Regions from separate parts of the Homo sapiens genome. Here region 2 is linked to region 1. Evidence: chromatin loops called from intact Hi-C (ENCODE). Cell type or tissue: Calu3. All regions are shown on one strand. Links, peaks and the distances in the headings refer to the core of each region. The heading gives the core; the rest is flanking DNA. Region 1 overlaps KCTD16 (potassium channel tetramerization domain containing 16). Region 2 has its middle 600 kb from the start of PRELID2.

Region 1 (5,393 bases), core at 190-5,189:
GTCTGCCAGCACTGAGCTTCTGCATGAGCATCCTGATTGGCCTTATCATGGACATGCTTCTGATGCATTCTACATTTTCTGGTCAACCCTCATTCCCTTCCAAGTAGTTTATGACTCATAAATGTTTTAAGATAGTTCTTTTCCACCTGCGTTTCTCATAAAATTCACAGGGTTCTGTAGCTCTTGAACAATTGCTCCAAATTTAACTTTTTTGTTTTTTTTTTTTTTTGCCAGGAGGATTAATAGAAGTTTAAGTTTGCATTTGCCAATAAACTATAGATTGTTGTAGACCGGTTGCTCTTGTCACCCAGGCTGGAGTGCAATGGCGCAATCTCTGGTCACTTCAACCTCCGCCTCCCGGGTTCAAGTGATTCTCCAGTCTCAGCCTCCCAAGTAGCTGGGATTACAGGCGTCTGCCACCATGCCTGGCTAATTTTTGTATTTTTAGTAGAGACGGGATTTCACCATATTGGTCAGGCTGGTCTCGAACTCCTGACCTCAGGTGATCCTCCTGCCTTGGCCTGCCAAAGTGCTGGGATTCAGGTGTGAGCCAGCCTACCCGGCCATATGTTTTTTCTCTGTTGGAGGAGATATCACATACTGATTGGTTGTTGAGTATTCATTAAGTAATATTAGCAAATATTATATCTTAGTTCACTAGCTAGGGTTTTTTTTTTTTTTTTCATGAGCTAATTAAGTGCACACTTCACACACTGGTGATTGCTACCAAGGCAGCCCTGGTAGAACTAAATAATGGTGGAAGGATACAAGATGTCCCACACATCAGGAAGAGCACCACTGACACTGTGTCCTTCATGTAGTCATTTTCAATTATTTCCAATGGGCAGAGGGAAAGGAGGTTAAATTTTATATATAAATATAATGATAAAAGACCTCAGAAAGCCTGGATTTTTAAGTTGTTCAAATAGCTGGTTACTTTTAGAAGTTATTGAAGGGCTGGAATCACTGGGGCAGTCATGTTTAATGTCAGTATTTAAACTCTTTCACTCTGTTAATACTTTTAAATATCCCTCATAGAAAATTTTCATGTTTGAATATTGTGTCCACTAAATAAAAACCAGATGCTTTGTATTTAAAAATATCTGAGTTTTAATTCTCACCACTTGTCAACTTTATAACTTTGGATCAAATAATTAACCACTTTTAGCTACAGTTTCTTCTTCCATGAAAAGAAAAGAATAGCATCCTAATTGACTAATGAGATTATTACAAATTCACCATTCACTAATAGGATTATTGTGAAGATAAAATTATGTAAAGTGCTGAGCACAATAACAAGACATAGGGAGTTCTCAATAAATAGTATCTATTATTAGAATTTCAGCAAGTTTCTGGTTTGGAAGAGTTAACCGTTACTATATATATTATATATATTATATATAATATATATAACACTATATATATTATATATATTATATATAATATATATAACACTATATATTATATATAATATATATAACACTATATGTATTATATATAATATATATAGTGTTATATATATTATATATAATATATATAACACTATATATATTACATATACGTAAAACACTTTAAAAGTTCTTGATAGGCCTGTAGATTTTGCCATTTTTCTCTCTGGGTCAGTATGTTTTTGTCATATGTATATTAACTGTCTAGCAATATGCCTAAATATTTTCCATTCTAATGTCTTTTGCATGTCAGAATTTTCAATCCATTTTTCTTTTTGGGTGGAAGGTTTACTCTGTCACACACACATTCACACACTCTAACTAAACTTTGCTGTCTGTACACAGCAGGCTTCCTCCCCCATTCATTTATCATACAGATATTCAATGAGCATCTGCTACTGTATGCCCTGGCATGCTGATCTGTGTGTGCCCTGGAGCACACTCTAGAATTCAGAAGGAAACAAGCACATCCCTTGCAGTCTAGTGTGGAAAGCAGACATTAAGCCAATAAACCTAGAAACCCACCCGTGTTTACACATTATGGTGCCGTGAAAGCAACGGGCAGGAGGAGGTTGGGACTAGCCTGAAAGTAGAAAGATGCGTGGCTGGCAAAGGGAAGATCACACACAAAACATTGAGGTATAGAAAAGGGCTGGCAGGGCAGGAGCTGAAGTGAGGTGATTTTTTGTTTGTTTGTTTTAATTTTCATTTCCTAGCTTGTGCAGTAGAGCACACATTCCTGCAGGTCAAGAGTGTCTTTCATGTCTTTTGCATCCCTCGCAGGGAGTGTCCTGGTTATTAAGGTGTTGTCTCTCAGCTCCAAACACACCCCTTTATACTCTATTTGTGATGCCAGGACTGGGATTTGGGTTAACCACACAGGCTAACTACACTTTTCCTTTGCCCAGCTGGCTTTCTGTTAGGCTCTGTCAATAGAGGGTGCTAGAGGGAGACACTAAAACATGGGAAGAATTCCTTGCTTGCCCCTTGCTCCTATCAGCGGCAGCCCAGCTTTTGTTTACTCCAAAAGCAGTTGGTTTCAGCTTCCCTTTTTTCCCCTCTATAATCCCCTGAGCCAGGCTGCTTCAGAAACATCAGCACCAGCAGGCCACATGCCCTCCTCAGATGTCTGGGTCCAACCTCCACACAATGCCTCCTCTAAGCTTTTAGGTTCTAATAACTGCATTTTCTTTTACTTGTCTCCTCAGACTTAAGGATGGTAGCCACCTCCTGCAGCCACTATCTTTGTCTCTTCACTGTTACCTGTTTGCATTTTCACTTCTCCCATGTCTGTCTAACCAATACTTACGTTAAATTCTTCCCGTTCAGGTAACTGGTGAGGTGCCTGTGTTCCTGACTGACTCTGATGGATGCGTGGCTAGTTTAACTGTCTGTTCTTGCCCGTACTAACCATCTCTCAATAGAAGCCCCCACTGGGCCCCTCCAAGACCAACTGCTCATGAGTAAAAACGGTCAACTGCAAGCAAGAAATGATGATTGTCAAGCTTGAAGACAAACTTTTTTCAGAAGCTCTCATAGCCTGCCTATTCCCAATCTCCACTATGCAATATCGTTTTCAAGGTTAGCAGAATTATAAAAACATCAATTTGGCCATTATTGACTTTTCAACTGGGATACCAAGAAAGCCTTTCAGCAGCCTCGATAAATTAAATCTGGCCACCTAGCTCCCAGACTGGCAGGCTCCTACATCATTGACAGAGAAGACAGGGGAAAGCAGTTTTCCCAGCTGTTGCAGTAAATGATGTGCATTGTGCTCACAACCATTAGCAGGCGGAAAATTTGAAGTGTGGGTACATTGCAGAGCTTTTAAAAATGCATAAGCACTTTGTGAGTTTGCTAAGTCATGTTTCACTCAGCTCGGTTTGAATTTTTCATAGAGGAGAAATATTCTGTAGTCTTTTCTGTTTAAGTTCTTCTTTATCAGTAAGAACTGCCACAGTGAGGTCTATAGTGGAAGGGGGCCAAGTCTAATCATACAATTTGCTTGATTAGTCCTCAGTTTTTCTAAGTTGTAAAATGCTTGAAGATTTAGGGCTTTAAGGACTTAATATAACTTAGTTTCCTGCCTCTCCCTGTTTAATCCAAAATGCAAATTCTTTCCCGTTCTGGATTTAAGTTTATTTGATGTGTTTTCAAGTCAATCTTTATCCTGAAGGGCTTATCCATTTGTGAAATTTTAAGCACTGCACTATAAAGACTCCTTTTTTTCCAAAAACATCCTCTGTTCACACACCATGTCCCAGACACAGTATGCGCTTGTGGTCACTCACTCACCATTCCTGTGCTGAGGCAGACATTACTAACTACTGAATACACATTTTCCTGAGGCATCCAGCTGTAACATCGGTGTCATTACTAATGTGATATTCCAGCTAGATCTAAGTATTAGCTGTGTAGTGTATTGATGGAAACATTATAATTATATAGCAAGCCCCTGATTTGTTTCCCTTATATGGAATAGCGTCAGCATTGTAGTAAAACAAAGATGTGTAATTGAATGGAATACTTAGTGTGCCGCAAATTATGAAACATCCTTTACATTAGCTATCTCATTTAATTTTCTTCAAAGCCCTGTGAAGAGAATGCTGTTAACAGCCTTATTCTTCAGATGAGTAAACTGAGGCTCAGAGAGTTGAAGTAATTTATGTAAGGTCTCATAGGTGACAAATTGTGAAGTCTGACTCTGGCGCCTGAGACCTGCACTGCCATGTTATCAACTTGATACAATTCAACATATGTGTTCAGCTCATTCACTGATTATTCATCAAACATTTATCAAGCCACTGTTATGCAGCAGGCACCAAAAATCATATAATATTCAACAAATTCAGCAATGACTTATTAAAAAACAAGGTAGAGCTATTAGGCTCTCTGACCAGCAACTAGATAATAACTCCCCAAACAGGCAATAGATTTCCTGCTTTTTTAATATCAATAAATCAGACTTTTCTTGGAATGAAATGGTTTTCTTCCCACATCTGGCTAATCAATTGTAACCTATTTTCTCCCCAAATGGAGAGAATTATTCCAGCCAGTATTGAAACTTCAGCAAATTGGAAGCAAAATACATTGCAACTTGAAGTACTAAGGTATTTATGAGATCGTTATTTGGTATAATTGGGGGGATTCTAGAATACTTTGTGTTACAGAACTGACCTTTCATAGATCTTTCCACACTTCCCAAGACTTGTAAGCATATCACAGTGGGACTGCAAGGTCAAAGGGGTCTGGAGCTTACATGTGTCATTTCTGTGTTCTGATTTAAAACCTCTTTGCTTGTAATTAGGTTCTTGGGAAGAGGGTAGTCAGGCAGACAGTGCTCCTAGAAAAGATATGGGGTGGTTATCTTCTCACATTTGATTATTTTTCAAACTTCACAACAACCCTTCATGTAGGACTACAGTTGGGCTGTAGTACTATTAATCCTATAATATTGGATCAGCTGGATGGGGCCCTTCTGATCCTATCTTTCTTTTTTGGTTTAATATAATACATAGACTTCAGAAGCCATCTCATAAATTATCTTGCCAAAATAAATGGCAAGTAAAACAGTCAAATGTTCTCATAAAATCTGGAAACATGGTAGTATGACAACCTCCACTAGAATTAAGTTGTTCAATTCCCCTTTGATAGTGATAGTGCCCAGAATAAGTGGAAAGCAATACTTCTGTTTGGTAGCAGGAGGATCCCAGATGACATTTAAATACATGATCATCCCAGCAGTTCAGGGAGGAAATAACTGCACCATTGCCAGGTTCCTGGCTTGGCACATAGTGAGGGCTTCATGCAACTTTCCACATGAATATACAGAAATTTTTCACATGATGGTGTTTGTGTTGTTAAAATAACTTTTGGAAGACTGAGTGCAGTGGCTCACACCTATAATCCCAGCACTTTGGGAGGCCAAGGCGGGCAGATCACTTG
Region 2 (5,393 bases), core at 77-5,076, 770 kb after region 1:
ATGAGTTGCTAGAAGATGCTCGACCTCAGATTTCCATAGGTTCTGTCTTCATTGGCATTGAGGAAGAATCCTGAAAGGTGCTTAGTTACCAACTATGGTGCATAAATGGTTTATGCTGCCTTAATAAGATTACAAGGAAGGGATCTTCAGTGGTAGATTGCATGATCATTTCCTCTCCATCCTGTAAGAGGATGATATATCCTCAACCACAGCTGTGTCTCTTGCAGTATCCCTGCCCTAAAAGGAGTATACATCCTGTAAAGGAAAATTTTAAATCTCAGGACCTCCCAAACTTCTTATGCAAAAGGATGCTTAAACCCAGAGGAAGCTGAGTCATTGCAACACCCTCTTCCAAAGAAATAGCTGTTACTAACGCTGTGCATCAGCAAGATCCTCATGAAAAGGTAAAAGCCTCAGACATCTGCAAAGGGCTGCCCCCACAGATCATTCACAAGTAAATAAATTGCTGGCCTCCCATAAACAAGGACATGCCAACTGTAACTTTAGGTCTACGATCTAAGTCTAGCTCCTAAAACCCACATTGATAATGTTCATCACAAGCTTATTTTCCCAAGTGCAGAACAAATTCAAGACTCATTTCTTCAACCTACCCAGAGATGTCTGCATAGTTGACTCTTTTTACTTCCTTTTTTCTCTTCAGAAATTTACCTTATCTCATGGAAAATGTAGATTTACTGGGCACTGACCAAAGTCTCACAGGAATGTAACTATTCACCTTACTGCCCACCTGCCCCTCTTCCTACATGCCTTCCACACCTTTAAGGAAATGTATAAATACTAAACTTCCTGACAACCTCTTTGGAAAAATAGCCACAGTTATGTCTGTGGCACTTATTTTCCTCAGATGCATTCTAAAGCTGGCTTAGTAAACCTCCATAATTGAGACCTGTGTCAGTCACTCATTTTGGTTATCAATCCCCACTGCGTTGATGTTGGATTTGGCCTTGAGATGTGCTTTCACCAGAAGAATGTGAGGAACTTGACATACACATCAGAGCAAAAGTATTAGGAGGCATCACTTGTTTCTGCCAACCCTCTTGTTCTTCTGTCCTCTACCATAAAAACTGCATGTCCCAAATTGGGTCTGCTCCTTGAGCCTGTGTCCTGCCATGCAGCAATGAGGAATTGCAGAGCAGAGCCACAGCAGTTGACTCACAGTCCCAACACATAATGTAAGCCAGAAATACACTGTTATTCTAAGTCACCAAGACAGTGTGGTTATTTGTTACTGCAGCAAATCTGCATAACATATCTTCTAAGACAGCTCTTTAGATTTCATTGCCAGCCAAACAGAAAAATAACAAGCAAAACAAAACAAACAAAAACCTCAGGGTGGGATAGCTATATATGCCTATGGCTGAGCTTTCATACATGTGTCAATTCCTATGATTTTTTTAATGGTTGTCTGGAGCGCTATGACAAGAATGTTTGTGTAGTCATTTCTAATCTCAACAGGGAAAATTGGCATAATCAATTATTAATGTCTGCCACGAGCATGAAATTGAGAGGTGGTGACACAGATGACACGTTTGCTGGTCTAAAGCCGACTTCTCCCACCCTTGTAGCCTTTCAAAGAAAGAAATATTGTGTTTTCCCCTGTATCCATCATCTTTCCTGGTTCCTTCTAAAGATTCATTCCCTCTCACAGGACTCTCACACCTCTGGTTGCAGCAGCAGAGAGTGTGATGGCAAATGAGGCTGGACTTTTTCTACCACTGATAATAAAGGATCAGCATAAATACTTATTTTTTCTCCTTGGATGACCTGTCCATGTGCTTCCCCATCTGATCATTCCTTCCTGTGCTTCTGGAAAGAAGTGGTCAGTGTTACTGATCCTCTAACCAGTCTTACACAAAATACATACAGCTCTTCACATGGCTGAAATGAGTATGGGTATTTTCACAGAACCCCAACCCTCCAATCCTACTAGCTTACTCGAGGTTAGGCTGGAACGGGGCATATTTCATGTGGTAATCAGGCACCTGGCATATGCCACATTCCTTCTCACAAAGACCTACCCTCCAACAACCTCTCTTACATTGCTAGAGCGCCACCTAGAGTTCACTGTAACAAGTTTGGTTCCCCAAGCCTCCCTATTAGCTTGCTATGAAAAGGGCCACATTACAGAAGAGAAAGAGGACAGAAGAGAAGCAATTTTTGCTATACATTTCTATGTGCTAGGGTGCTATTCTAGGAGGCTAAATGCTTCACTTATCCATATAAGGTAATTGTTATCCCCATTTCACAGATGACAGTAGTTTGCTCAACAAATAGAGCCAAGATTCAAAACCAGGACTTGCTGACATCAATGCGGATGTTTCTTCCATTATTCAACACTTCTAGCTCTTAATTTCATTCAGCACTCCTCGATTTCAGGACGTTCTATGACTCCCCCACAGAATATGTCAACCTCAGTGGAGAAAATTTGTCTATGTAAAACCTAAATGCATTTATTTACACATTTCCTATTGCTACTTTTCCATGCCTTTTTCTCCTATGCCAGATATGTACTAAGCATCTGTTGAATAAATAAATGACTAAATGAATGAAATGTTTTTTTCTTGACTTTTTTCAAACCCTTTTCAAAATTCACATACCCAGAATAGCTACACCCACATCTGACTACTCTGTTACTTTATATTCCCACCTTGTGAAAGGTCTCCCCTGTTATGTCCCCACTATCCTATAAATGAACCTCATATTACCACAATCCATACATTTCTAAGAATGAAGTGATTAAAATTACTTAGGACACTTCATATGCAAATGAAAGCCTACACAAAACTACTTTCCTTCAATAAAGAAGTCACGTAATTATCTGAATCATCAATTATCTAAATCATCACTTATTTACCTGCTTTATTGAGCTAATTTCCTAATACTAGTTTATATTAAATAATGTGTGGGTATCTATCTGTCTCTATCTATCTATCTATCTATCTGTCTATCTATCTATCTAACACACACACATTAATGTGAATTTTTCAGTGACATACAGTTAAACATCTGAAGCATTTTTTCTGGGACTATGTGCACTGTCTCAGTAAGAGTATGAGCTCTACGAGGGCAAGTACTAATTTTAAAATTGTGCTATAATCTTCTAATCCGAACTGTAATTTCTTCAGCTATCTCATTAAATGTTTATGACTGACCAATGATTCCTCCTCTTGTCTAGCTATTCTCTAGCAATTCCTTTGAAAGAAATACTAATGAGCAATTAAATGTTAAAAAGGGGCAAAAGAATGAGGAGTGGATTTTCCCAGAAGGTAATTATGAGTGCCTACCATGTTCCAGGAATCACTTGGAGTGATGAGAGGACATAGTCTCTGGTCTCAAGGATATTGTCTCCTGGGATAAACAGACAATTACAGCACAGTATTCTGGGTCAGCAGAGGCCCAGAGGTATCCTACACTTAGACAAAAGGCAAAAATGACTGACTGCTGAGGTCTCTAATTACTGAGATTCCTCCTGAAGTGATGGTAAATGCTATAATGCAATTATAATAAATATAATGCAATTACAATAAATGTCTGTTGAATTGAATTAAATCAAATTGATGCCTCGCTCTCCAGAAGCTCAAATATACACCATGAAAAATGGAAATGCCATTATTTAAAAAGAAATTCAAGGCCTCCTAGTAAGTTATCCATGGAGATATTTCAGAAGATTTTTAACCCATAAGAGTCCTTAAGAAATTCTATAAGCTTCTGCCCTACTCAAGTGGCCCTCTCATCTGATGAATGGACCCTTATAGAAGCTTCTTTAGAATATTCTCAGACATTTGAGGTAAGGTCCTGGCAAAATGAGAATGGTTTTTCTGCCACTGAATAACTTAAGGATGATAATGACAACTAAATGTGATTGATAGCAGCCACAATTTGTGCTAAATTATTTCATATAAAAATATGGCCCCCAGCAAAGCATATCGTTGAATGCTGTTTTCTCAGAATTTGGTACATCTTTTGCCTCTTTTCTCCCTCCTAAATAAGTTCTTTGACAACAAGGTTGCGTCTTTCTTGTTGATAATAGGATGAATGAGCATATGATAATTGAATGCATGAAAATGAATTTAATAGATGGTTCCTCATAATGGTCTGACGTTTTATGGCATTTATAAATGGGTACATCTCACTGGCACTCTCTACATTGAGCAAATGTATTTTCTTTTTAATTTTCACTTTCTGCTTTATTGCTTTCTTTTTTTCATCAGACAGGGAAAGCATGCTTTTATAGAAGTATTAGAAAATAAAAATAAGCAAAGTTTTTAAAACCAAAGATTTCACCACCTAGCATTAACCAATATTAACATTTTGTTTCTGTCTTTTCCAAGGTTTTCCTATACAAATATACACTTTTTAAACAAAAATATTTTTTTCTGATATATACAATATTTTGTAATTTACATATTTATAAATAGTAAATAAACATACTTTATAAGTATCCATGTGCATCCTCATCTTTAGTAGTTACAAAATAATCCATTGTGTATATCTCAACATTTATTGAAACTATACTTATTATCAGGCAGCTGGGTTGTTTCCACATTTTTGCTATTTTAAACAACATTATAATAAATGTCTTTCTACGTACAACTTCTTGTATTTATTTGAGGGTTTCTTTAAAAACCGGTAGAATTGCTGGGCCAAAGGGCAAATCCCATTTTAAAGGCTCCTGTTGCTTATGACTGAATTTCATACTATAACTGCTTTATACCACCACTGTGTCAATCCTAGGTGTTATGATCTTATAAGCTTAGATGACATATAAAAAAATTAACATGTTTGTTTCCTACATTTAGTGAATATTATAGTGATTCCATAAACCTTGTTTATGTGTATAAAAGCAGAATGTGTAATGATTTCGAAGCTGGTTTCTCAAGCCAGATTATTTGATCTCCTATGCTGGCTCAGCTGTTCACTAGCTCTATGACTCAAACAGGTTAAAGAGCTTCCTTGGGTGGGCTTCAGCGTCCTCATCTGGAATATGATATAATTAAAGTATCAATCTCTTAGGGTTGTTCTCAGAATTAAGTGATTTGACCCATAAAGTGGACACAGAACAGTACCTGGCACAGGTAAGCATTCAATAAATGCTACTTGTTCTCTTGTTTCTAGGAACACAACTAAATTAATTTTTCAGCCTTTCTTGCAATTAGATACATCTATGAGACTAGACTGTAAGATAAATTGATGTGTGTCATTTACTGGTCTGGCTCATAAATACCTTGAAGACACGATTCTCATTCATTTCCTTGTCAACCAGCAGAATAGAGATCACCCAAAGGACCTAGAGCAGGTGGAATCACAAGATAAAAGGAGCCTGGATGTATAAATGACTATGGAAGAGAGCTCCACCACCACCAACCACATGC

Evidence for each region. Hi-C counts contacts between places; a loop is a spot of excess contacts. Peaks named below come from ENCODE experiments on the same cell type or tissue, not always from the same donor. Only the 100,000 strongest peaks of a DNase experiment are listed, where the experiment ranks them.
Region 2: a loop joins it to region 1, with 7 times the contacts of the local background. A loop is called at or near these places in 10 of 110 quality-filtered maps.

The regions. Positions count from the first base shown.
Region 1 is chr5:144,465,573-144,470,965 of GRCh38, forward strand. All of the region lies in intron 3 of KCTD16 (potassium channel tetramerization domain containing 16), which reads left to right. Among named protein-coding and RNA genes, the nearest start is that of KCTD16, 300 kb to the left of the region's middle. In Calu3, for the core only: no CTCF peak of the experiment used is centred there; a DNase peak (open chromatin) is centred at 2,389.
Region 2 is chr5:145,236,024-145,241,416 of GRCh38, forward strand. It overlaps a transcript of PRELID2 not described here. Among named protein-coding and RNA genes, the nearest start is that of PRELID2, 600 kb to the right of the region's middle. In Calu3, for the core only: CTCF peaks have their summits at 2,088 (motif pointing left) and 2,300; a DNase peak (open chromatin) is centred at 2,058.